Linked DNA regions of Homo sapiens: region 2 is linked to region 1. A link is an interaction called in ENCODE POLR2A ChIA-PET data of the cell type or tissue named here. Cell type or tissue: Panc1. All regions are shown on one strand. Region 1 overlaps ARID5B (AT-rich interaction domain 5B). Region 2 overlaps TMEM26-AS1 (TMEM26 antisense RNA 1).

What was found. ChIA-PET counts read pairs that join two places held together with the same protein. Peaks named below come from ENCODE experiments on the same cell type or tissue, not always from the same donor. Only the 100,000 strongest peaks of a DNase experiment are listed, where the experiment ranks them.
Region 2: POLR2A ChIA-PET joins it to region 1 with 6 read pairs; 1 of 35 experiments calls an interaction of 5 or more read pairs at or near these places.

What each region holds. Positions count from the first base shown.
Region 1 is chr10:61,968,492-61,973,491 of GRCh38, forward strand. All of the region lies in intron 3 of ARID5B (AT-rich interaction domain 5B), which reads left to right. Among named protein-coding and RNA genes, the nearest start is that of ARID5B, 69 kb to the left of the region's middle. In Panc1, no CTCF peak of the experiment used is centred here; a DNase peak (open chromatin) is centred at 2,172; H3K27ac peaks cover 3,253 bases.
Region 2 is chr10:61,458,874-61,463,873 of GRCh38, forward strand. The region is part of intron 1 of TMEM26-AS1 (TMEM26 antisense RNA 1); the gene reads left to right. Among named protein-coding and RNA genes, the nearest start is that of TMEM26, 8.0 kb to the left of the region's middle. In Panc1, no CTCF peak of the experiment used is centred here; no DNase peak of the experiment used is centred here; H3K27ac peaks cover 1,580 bases.

The DNA.
Region 1 (5,000 bases):
AATCCCTGCAGAATTTGCATTTCTTTTCCAAAGTCTAAAAATGAACCCTTTCAAGGTATCCTATTTCTAAGGCACCATTACTGGTACAGTTCCGTGCTCTTTTTGGTAATCTAATATATTGTCATATGTTACTAAACTACCCATGTCTAAAACAGAAGAACCCCACAGCACAAGTCCATTTATGATACAGTGCCCTTGATTTTTCAAAATATGTGGATAGGTTTGCTGTTCTTCTCATATACAGTGTGTTTTAGGAATCCATCTTTTAGGCATTGTCTGAATCAGCGTATTACTCCTTGATAGAGAAAGAGTGATAATTCCTGCTTTTTGCCCAGGACCTAAGAGAAACTGCTTTCAACAATCCCAAAGACAAAGAAAAGCTTCTATTTATAGGCTCCATATGGTTTCTAAAGTTTTAACCAAAGTGAATAGAACAATAATAAATTGCTTTCACATTTCTGCCCATAGAATTGTTTATTTAGCATTTTCTGTAAAACAAGAGGCCTTCCATCCACATGAAAAGACTGTATTTTGATTGCCTGGGAGATTCAAAATGATTTCTAATCTTGCCACAACTGTCTTCTGCTGTATAAATGAAATGTTTCATTTTCAAAGAGACTGTCAGGATATTCTGAAAAGAGTTCCTTAGCTGCTCTGCAATACCCTCCCCCCCAAATAAAGTGCTTTGTTTTGTATTTTCCAAGAGAACAATGGCATTACTTCTCATATTGGAAGATACGATTTTCAGCAAGTCCTAAAATGCTTATTTGCTAGCAGTTTGTTTCATCAGGTTCCTCATAGGAATATCTTATTTAATTCACTTACAACCAAAAATTCCCAGTTTTGTGAGGTGGTCAAACAGGATAGTAGCCTTCTGCATATGGAAAAGGAATTGAACCTATAATATGCATTATGCACACTGTTATCCTTTTTTTTTTCAGAGTCATGGTAATAAGTGTCTACAACAAAATTCCCTTCCTTCATTGAAATAGACAGGTCTTTGCTCGACAGCTGGACAGACCATACCAGCCATACCAAGGGACCTGGCATTTTGTGAAGGTGCTGAGGAGGACTGAGTTGAGTTTACCAAATCAGCCTTCTTGACCCTTCGGCTTAGCATTTTCAAGTCATTGACATTCTCTTATACCTGTGCCGCTGATCTCTAGACCTGCCATGAGTGTGAAAGAGGCTTCGTTTTTTAGTGACACTTTACCCAACCAATTTTCACTCAAGAATCTTCATATTCTATTGTCTCACAATCAGAATAAATTGGCATTTTCCTCACTCAGTCTACTAGGTGCTTTAATTGTGTTTAGAAATAGCCTTTTGATTCTTTTGGATTTGTTTTTTGCCCTAAGAGTCTTGATTTCCGTACTAAATTACCTGACAAAACTCACTCTCTCCAACATCAATTAAAGGGATTTAAAAAATATAATTACACTTAAAACACTAGAAAGAGTCAAGTTTTTAGCATATGTTATGGCTTGCCAGTACGAGAAAAGTGACTTAACATCCAAATAAAGAAAAATAGTTAGCCAATCCATTCATTATGTTGATATGATCAGGTCTCCAAGATGCATTTAATCAATATATTCTGCCTTGATTAGCCATATTGAAATACTTGAAAACATAACCTACAATATGAAAATCAGACATACTTATAAATGCCAATAGCTTTTATTTAGAGTCAACAAGTGATGAAAAAGCTCTTACTTAAATAAATTGACTTTGAGAACAAGAATGCGAACAGAAACATAATTCGTTCATTGTATAATTGTTTTTCCCTGCTGTGGACATTAGCCTTTGGCATATGGTCTTTGACCATAATCTATGGGTAGATATAGCCAGGGCACTGGAGGAACACGAAGGTGAATTCCAGTTGGGTAACACTGGAGAATTCCAGTTAAAACAAGGTTGACTAAAATCTAAAATACACTGTAACATAGACAAAAGAATTCTTATTGTAGATTAAATGTATGTAGAAGATATAGAAGGATTATTGTGTCTGTTTCAGATGTAATTTCATGCCTGAGAATTTACATTGAAGGAAAAATGGTCTGGATCCCATTAGCGAAGGCCCTGTTTTGCTGTCAGTTTAATTAAATGGAAACTGCTGGCAAGAGCGCCGAGGAGGTTGATAGAAGCAATGCTATTTTGTATGTTGGAACAGGAAACTGTTAGGTCTTCCAGTTTGAAAAGGATACAAAAATGAAACCTGTGATTCATTTTTGTTTACAAACTCCTTCCTAGTTTACAATGACCTTAGTGATAAATTAACTAAAATAAGTTATACATAGTGAGCAGGACAATAGCTTGATCCCAAGATATGAAATACTAATCTCTGATGAAGAAGGTAGAACTTATTTTTATGTGACTTTCCCCCTAAACAATGGATTCCTCAACAAAAGTAATTGTTTCCTTTGGTTTATTTTTCTGTAAGTAGATTGAGAAAAGGAGGAGGGGTATTAGTTTGCTTTTAAAGTGTGTGTGTGTGTGTGTGTATGTGTGTATAAAACAAAAGAAAGAGAATAAAAAAGAAAGAAAAGGGAAAAAGAGTAAAATAGAGACCCTGAAACAGTGATTTATCTGTTAAGTGTATTTGGCATCCTGCCTTTTGGCTGGAATTTTTGAGAGAAACATATTTGGTTTACTTTAATGGGCAAAAGCTCTGAACCTCATTTGTAGGAAAAAAAGTGCATGTTTTCTTTTCCCTTTTTCAGTTCAGTTTATTATATCTTGACATTCTGTCTTGTAATTGAATAGTAATTCTGGATTTAGAGTGGAGAAGAAAGAAATTTAAGTCAGTCCTCCTCCCCTCCTTATGTTTCAGAGAAAAGGACTAGCTGATCCCAAAGTTTTAACTTTTTTCACAGCCACCCTTTGAACTGGCACCAAAAAAATGATTGTTTAATTTTGCTGAAACTCTGTAGCTGTCTTTGTTCCTTGACTATGCTGAGGGTTGTTGATATGTTTGTGTCTATTCTAATAATGCAAAGTCAGTATGTGTTATCCGATGGAAATTTTCGATCTCAGTTAAGGAAACAGATTGGCAGTGAAAGTACTCTATTAGATATTGCCATGGTGGATACATGACATTTTGCATTTGGCGAAGCCTGTAGAACTGCACAATACAGAAAATGAACCTTCATGTAAACTGTAGTCATTATTATAATAATGCATCAATATTGTTTCGCCAGTTTTAACAAAGGTACCACACTAATATATTAAATTTTTAAATGTTTTGTGTGAAGATACTAGCAGGAAAAAAAGATGTCAGTGGCATGTAAACCTAAATTGAATTTTTTCCTAACTTGGTGCAGCTATTTTATCATTATTTTTAATTGAATATATATTGGATTGTCATCTTCTTGCTCGTTGTGTTGAGGGGGATTTATCAGAGTTACAAAAACATGAAAGTTTGGTATATTTATTTCAAAAAGGCATGAGCAAGTATTTGAGCCATCCAACGCTGAAGAACTTATATGAGGTTATTTTCTTTCTCTATGTCCACGTTTTTCATAATCTCTTTTAATTGTGCTTATTTTGTTATAATAAAAACAATCCATGTTTATCATAAGACAATACAAAGAAACAGAAAGAAAAAAATTATCCAGAATACCACCATACTGAGATAACTAGTGTTGATATTTGCCTGTTATTCTATATTTTTTATCTGCTTATATGTTGGATATTAATTTTTAACATTATACTGTATCTCTAGTCTTATATCATGCTTTTTTTTTTTTTTTTTTTGAGACAGAGTTTCGCTCTTGTAATCCAGGCTGGAGTGCAGTGGTGCCATCTCAGCTCACTGCAACCTCCGCCTCCCAGGTTCAAGGGATTCTCCTGCCTCAGCCTCCTGAGTAGCTGGGATTGCAGGTGCCCACCACCACATCCGGCTAATTTTTTGTATTTTTAGTAGAGATGGGGTTTCACCATGTTGGCCAGGCTGGTCTCAAACTCCTGACCTCAGGTGATCCACCTGCCTCGGCCTCCCAAAGTGCTGGGATTACAGCCATGAGCCACCACTCCCGGCCTGTATCATGCTTTCAAAAACACTTAATATGCTCTTTCACACAGTAAATATTCATCTGTAGCATCATTTTTAGTGATGAACTCCACTGTATTCTATTATGGAAGTGCCATAGCTTATCTGACTATCCCCCTATTGCTGGACTTTGGGTTTTTTCCTCCAGCTTTTGTATATAATAAACAGTGCTCTCAGAGACATCCCTGAAGTCATATTATTATTTCTTTAGGATAAACTCCTAGAAGTGGAGCTTGTCAGATCAAAGTTCAAAGCAGAATTCTCAGACTTTTCCTAGGTGCTGGTCAAACTGTAAAAAACATTTTCGGTAGAATTAGGATCTTGTGTATATTGAAAATCCCTCAATGATTGCATTTGCTACAGCCAGTGTGAAATGAACAAATTTATTATCAAGTTTCATGAGAAGTTGGGCAAACTTAGATATAGCCAATCTTGGACAGACTTGTACTTTCTGTGCAGAACATGTTTCTATATCCAGAATTCTATCTCCAGCTCTCAGACTATGATGAGGAAAGACAACCCAACACTAAGAGAGCTCCTGATCATTCCCTCCTCTACCTATGAGAACCATCCACAATGAGCCTCTGAGGGCCTATATTTGTATCAAGGCTTCCAGTTGAAGAGACATACCCAGTGCCCTTTAGAATGTTCTGGGTCTATGCTGTTTGTATGTGGCGGGGGAGGGGAAAAAGGGTGGTGACGTTCTTTTCCAGTCTCTGCTCTTACAGGGGAATAGAGGAACCTCATTAGAAAACTAGCAAAGTGATGGGCTGAGACCCTCTGTGAAAGGGTTAACCCAAAAGGTTTTGTAGCCAATGAGCATTTATCCTGATGATGTCACAATGCTGATATCAGGGGCTCCAGGGCTCTGGGGAGTTCATTATGAAATCACTCAGAACTGGAAACATTCATTCCACTATTTGTGGCTTTTTTGATAAACAAGGATAAATTG
Region 2 (5,000 bases), 510 kb before region 1:
ATTCTCAGTTCCCAATTTGAAACAGAAAACTCACAGGTTGCTTTACTGTTCAAAATGTGTGTATTAAACAGGAAAAGGAATTGTAATTATTTCACATTATAATATAACAGGAAGGAAAATAGAACTTTATTATGCTAGTAATAACTATCATAATTATTCATCTTTAGAAACTAATAAAAGTCAGTGGTAGTGATCAGTTTTCAGACACTTCAACAGCTAACAAGGAATAGGAATCTAAAGTGCAGGTGGAGGATCTTGATTAAGCCACCTTCTTCAAGAGTTGGCTCCACTTCTTATGTGACAGTTGGAAAGTTACTTAATTTCTTTGAATTTTGGTTCTCATTTATAAAAACAAATAATGATAGACCTTCATGTCTATTATTAAGATTAAATTAACTGATACTTCAAAAGTGCTCAGAAAAATGTCTGGAATAAAGCAGGTACTCAGTAAATATTTGTTGAATAAATAAATAAAGATATAAGTGAGGATTGGGTAAACAACACCCAAAACAGAAAGGTATAATTCCCCAGCTGGGACCATAGCTGAGTATTCTAAGGCCAGCTGCTTGTAAATGATGGGGCTAGTAAATGTCATTTGTGTGAGCTCAACGCCTCACTCCATCACAAAGAAGGGAGAACACTGATCAGTAGAAACATTTGATCATCTTCTGTGATGATCTAAATTTGTTCAAATAAGACTAAGGTTACAGTTACAGGATGAAGATAACATGAATCACTAAATCATGAACATTCCTAGCCACAGCAGCTCTAGAGTGAGTTGACATGGAAAGCATTGTAAGATATTGCTTCGTTTATGTATAATTTAGAAGAGGTGGTCAGGTGCTATAAAGGAACCAGTGGGGTGGCAGTCCCAACACCTTAATTCCATCCCAGCCTCAAAATCCCCCTTTGTATAATGGACCTAAGGATGCCAATCTTGTCCATTTCATGATCATTTAAAGAATCACATGAGGTAATGATTATGAAAATGCTTTGTACATTGAGGTCAAGGTTAATATCATCAGTGATAAGTCATGTTGATAGCATGCTCCTTTTGTATGAGGTTATGAAAATGGCACTTTACCTCTGTGATCTTCCTCCAAAAATCTCACAAAACATTACACAAAGACAAATTGAGGGACATTTTTCAGAATAACCTACCAATACTCCTCAAAACCGTCAAAGCCATGGAAAACAAGCAAAGACTGAGAAACTCTCAAAGACCAGAGGAAACTGAGGAGACATGATGACTCAATGTAATGTGGTCTCTTGAATGGGATTCTGGAACATGAGAAGGAAATTAGTAACAAAAAATAATGAAATCCGAATAAGGCCAAGAGTTTAGTTGGTAATAATATACCAATGTTGGTTCCGTATTTGTGACAAAAGTTATGTGATAATGTAAGATGTTAATAAGAAAATAAATGAAGAGTACGTAGGAACTCTGTACTATTTTTGCAAATATTTCATGCAAATCTAACTATTATAAAATTTAAAGGTTTATTTTTTAAAAGTTGATAGGTAAATATAACATTTTATTTGGTTCTTTAATTTTATTTCAAAGCAGATTATACATTTAAAAATAGACTTCAGAAATGTCAGATAAAGGAATTATGTGACATTTTAAGAATACTTTTCAAGTACCGTAATCAATTACCTTTCTGCTGCCTTCCATGAAAATAGTCTGTTCTATGATTGTTGTCATCAATAAAAATCATTATCTCAGTTCTAAGAGGTCCACAGAGCTTATCTAGTCCAATCTTCTCACTTTACAAACTGAGGCCCAGAAGGGGCAGGTGACCTTTCCAAAGTCACAGTCTATTTCATTCTTAGCAGCTTTAAGAATGTGAAATAAGAGATATTTTTATTATACCCAAAATACTAGAAAAAAATGAGTGTGTGTGTGTGTCTGCCAGAAAAGCTTCAAATATGAGAGAGAGAGAGTGTGTGTGTGTGTGTATGTGTGTGTAAAGCTTCAAGGAGTCACCTAACCCAATTATGGGACTGGCCTTAAATAACCCTTCTAGGAAGGATGACAACTTGCCATACCTTAAAAGATGAGGAGAGAGTTCACCAAATGGAAGGAAAGGGGGAAGGGATTCCAGGCAGGAGAAGGGATGTCTTGTCCTCCAAGATTGCAGGGAGGAAGGAAGGGTGAGGGTTTAGATAAGAGAATGACTAAAGTGAGACAGAAAAATGATATAGGTCAGGCCTGATGATCTCAGCCATCATAGTAATAGGATAGGAGACCATGTGCTGATAGTGAAGTGTGGGCATTGGTTGGGGAACTGGAGGAGAGTGGTGAGGACTTGAGCTTGTCTTTGAAGATAAAGAGTAGAATCTAAGAAAAGGTAAATAAAAGGCTAATGAATAATTCTAAGCTTGTATTAATAGCATCATATAGGGATATGCAATTTCCTCTAGCAACTTTCAGTTGTCCACATATAGAGAAAGTGGACTGTGGCATTCATCTAGGATTCAGTTTTCTTGGGCAAGGTCAACAGAGTATGAAGATCTAAAGGAACCAAGGATGTTAATATCAACTTTTGTGAGATCAGCTGTAAAGTCTAGGAGGAGTAGAACAAAAAAGAAAATGGAGGAAGTCAACTGACTAGAAGAAAATAGAGGCAGCAAGAAATTGGATGTCTCTGGAATGACCAGGGAAGGTAAAATCTCTTAAAAGTAAATTTGGTAGAAAAGGATCCTAATTCATGTGCCAAGCATCTGAGTGAATAAAAGGAGATGACTGGAAGGTTAAGAGAGTCATAGGCTATTAAAGAAGATGGCATCAACTTCAAAAGAGGATGACACCTACAAAATGGTAGGAGCTCAACTGGGTGCCAAGAGAATACATCCTGGGATGGTGGAGGTACAGATGTTGAAGTGCAGAATTGCAAAGCAGTAAGAGATAAAAGCATGACAAGGAACAATTCACAACTGCAAAGATATGGAACCAATCTAAGTGCCCACTGACCAATGAATGGATAAAGTAAATGTGGTATGTATACACCATGGAATACTACTTAGCCATAAAAAGAACAAAGTGATATCTTTTGCAGCAACTTGGATGGAGCTGGAGGCCACTATTCTAAGTGAAATAACTCAGAAATGGAAAATTAAATACTGTATGTTCTCACTTATAAGTGAGAGCTAAGCTGTGGGTATGCAAAGGCATACAGGGTGATATAATGGTCTATGGAGACTCAAAGAGGGGAGTGGAGGGGAGTCAAGGGATAAAGAAACTACATATTGGGTATAATGTACTCTACTCAGGTGACAGGTGCACTAAAATCTCAGATTTCAACAGGATACAATCTATCCAAGTAACCAAAAACTACTTGTACCCCCAAAGCTATTGAAATAAAAACATTTAAAAAAAAACATGCCAAAGAAAGGAGATACCATGGCAATGCATTTTGTTTGGTGACCAAAAATTGCAAAATGGGAGGAATGGTTGAAAAAGCTCCTCTCTAATATGGCAGGGAGAGTAGCAGCACAAGGTGAGGGCACAGGCCTTAGCATCAGGCTGTCAGCACTATGTCCCTACAGGAAAGAACCTAAACCTTTTATGCTTCCCTTTTCTCCTTTGTAAGAGCACTACCTAACATGCTACTGTGGCACCAAAGAAGGTAATGTGCCTGTACCATAGCGAGTGAGTACCTAATAAATGAGAGCCAATGGTTTTCTTCCCCCAGCTTTCACTGTGGCTAAAGGCTCTAGATAGTCTTGCAAGTCTGTGCAAGGCCTGCACACAGTGGACAGATGGCTAATGACATCCTGGTGCCAGGTAGACAGAGCATCAGTGAGGTTTGAGTGTGACTACAGTCTTTCATAATGTATCAAGTTTGAAATATTCAGATGTCTAATATTTATGCCTACATTGAAAGACAAAAATGATGGAGGTTAACATCCCCAATCACCACTGCAGACACAATGATGGAGGTTAACATCCCCAATCACCACTGCAGACACAAAAGACAATTCCCTTTTCGGCCAAATAGCTATTTGGAGCTATTGCTCCCCAAATAGCTAATCTAATTCCTGCAAGTAAGGAGGAGGCACATACCTGGCAGAAAATAAGGAGGGGGAAAGAAGTTGAAGTGAGTAAGGGACAGGAGCAAAGAGCTGCGAAGAGACTGTATAGAGGCAAAGTTATCAAGCAAACCCACTTGAATTCCATGCCCCTAGGCTTGGATTATATTTATAAGGAAAGGGTCATTCTTGAGATCTATGGAGTCTTTAGTTCTCATGATAGCGAACATGTTGGTTATATTTATAAAATAGAATCATAACTACATCTGGAACTTTTACACAGAAATTAAGGTTGACTTACATGCCAGATTGATTAACATTCCCAGATAAGATGGTAAAGTAAAGATTTATTTTACTTTGCACTCTTACAGCGTGGATTATTATTCATACTTTATTTTGCAAATTGGTGGTAACCTAACTGCAGCCAAATCAAGAGTTCACATGCCAAGTTTTGGTCTGAACAAGTTTTGCATCCAATATACACTTGGCCAGAAAAATAAGGAGATAGAATAATAGAAGAGAAAAGAAAGTATTTTATGCACCCTGGAGGTCAAAAACAGATGTGAGTAGGGCCCTTGTGGAGTGTGACTAGTTAACATCTGGTAATCCCTAATGGATTTCACTGTCCATTTGTAAGTTTCCCCCAATGTTTAATATCAACAGCTATTCAGGAACGTAGTGACTTGCACAAAGAATAAAATTTACAGATATCAAAGACAAAGCCAAAAAATTACTCTGTTCTTGGCATCCATCCTTTCTGGGCAAAGACTACATATTTTCTTTCTGTTGATACTATGTTTAATAAAGCTATGCGATTGGTTAGATTTCGATTGAGCTGAATGTGTTTTGTTTTGTTTCTTTTTATGACTCAGTGACAAAGGGAAATATAAAACCTTCTGCTTACTTAATCAGAGAACTCTGGTTTCTTCTATGTAATTTGAGCAGAAATTGAAAAAAACCATCCCCAG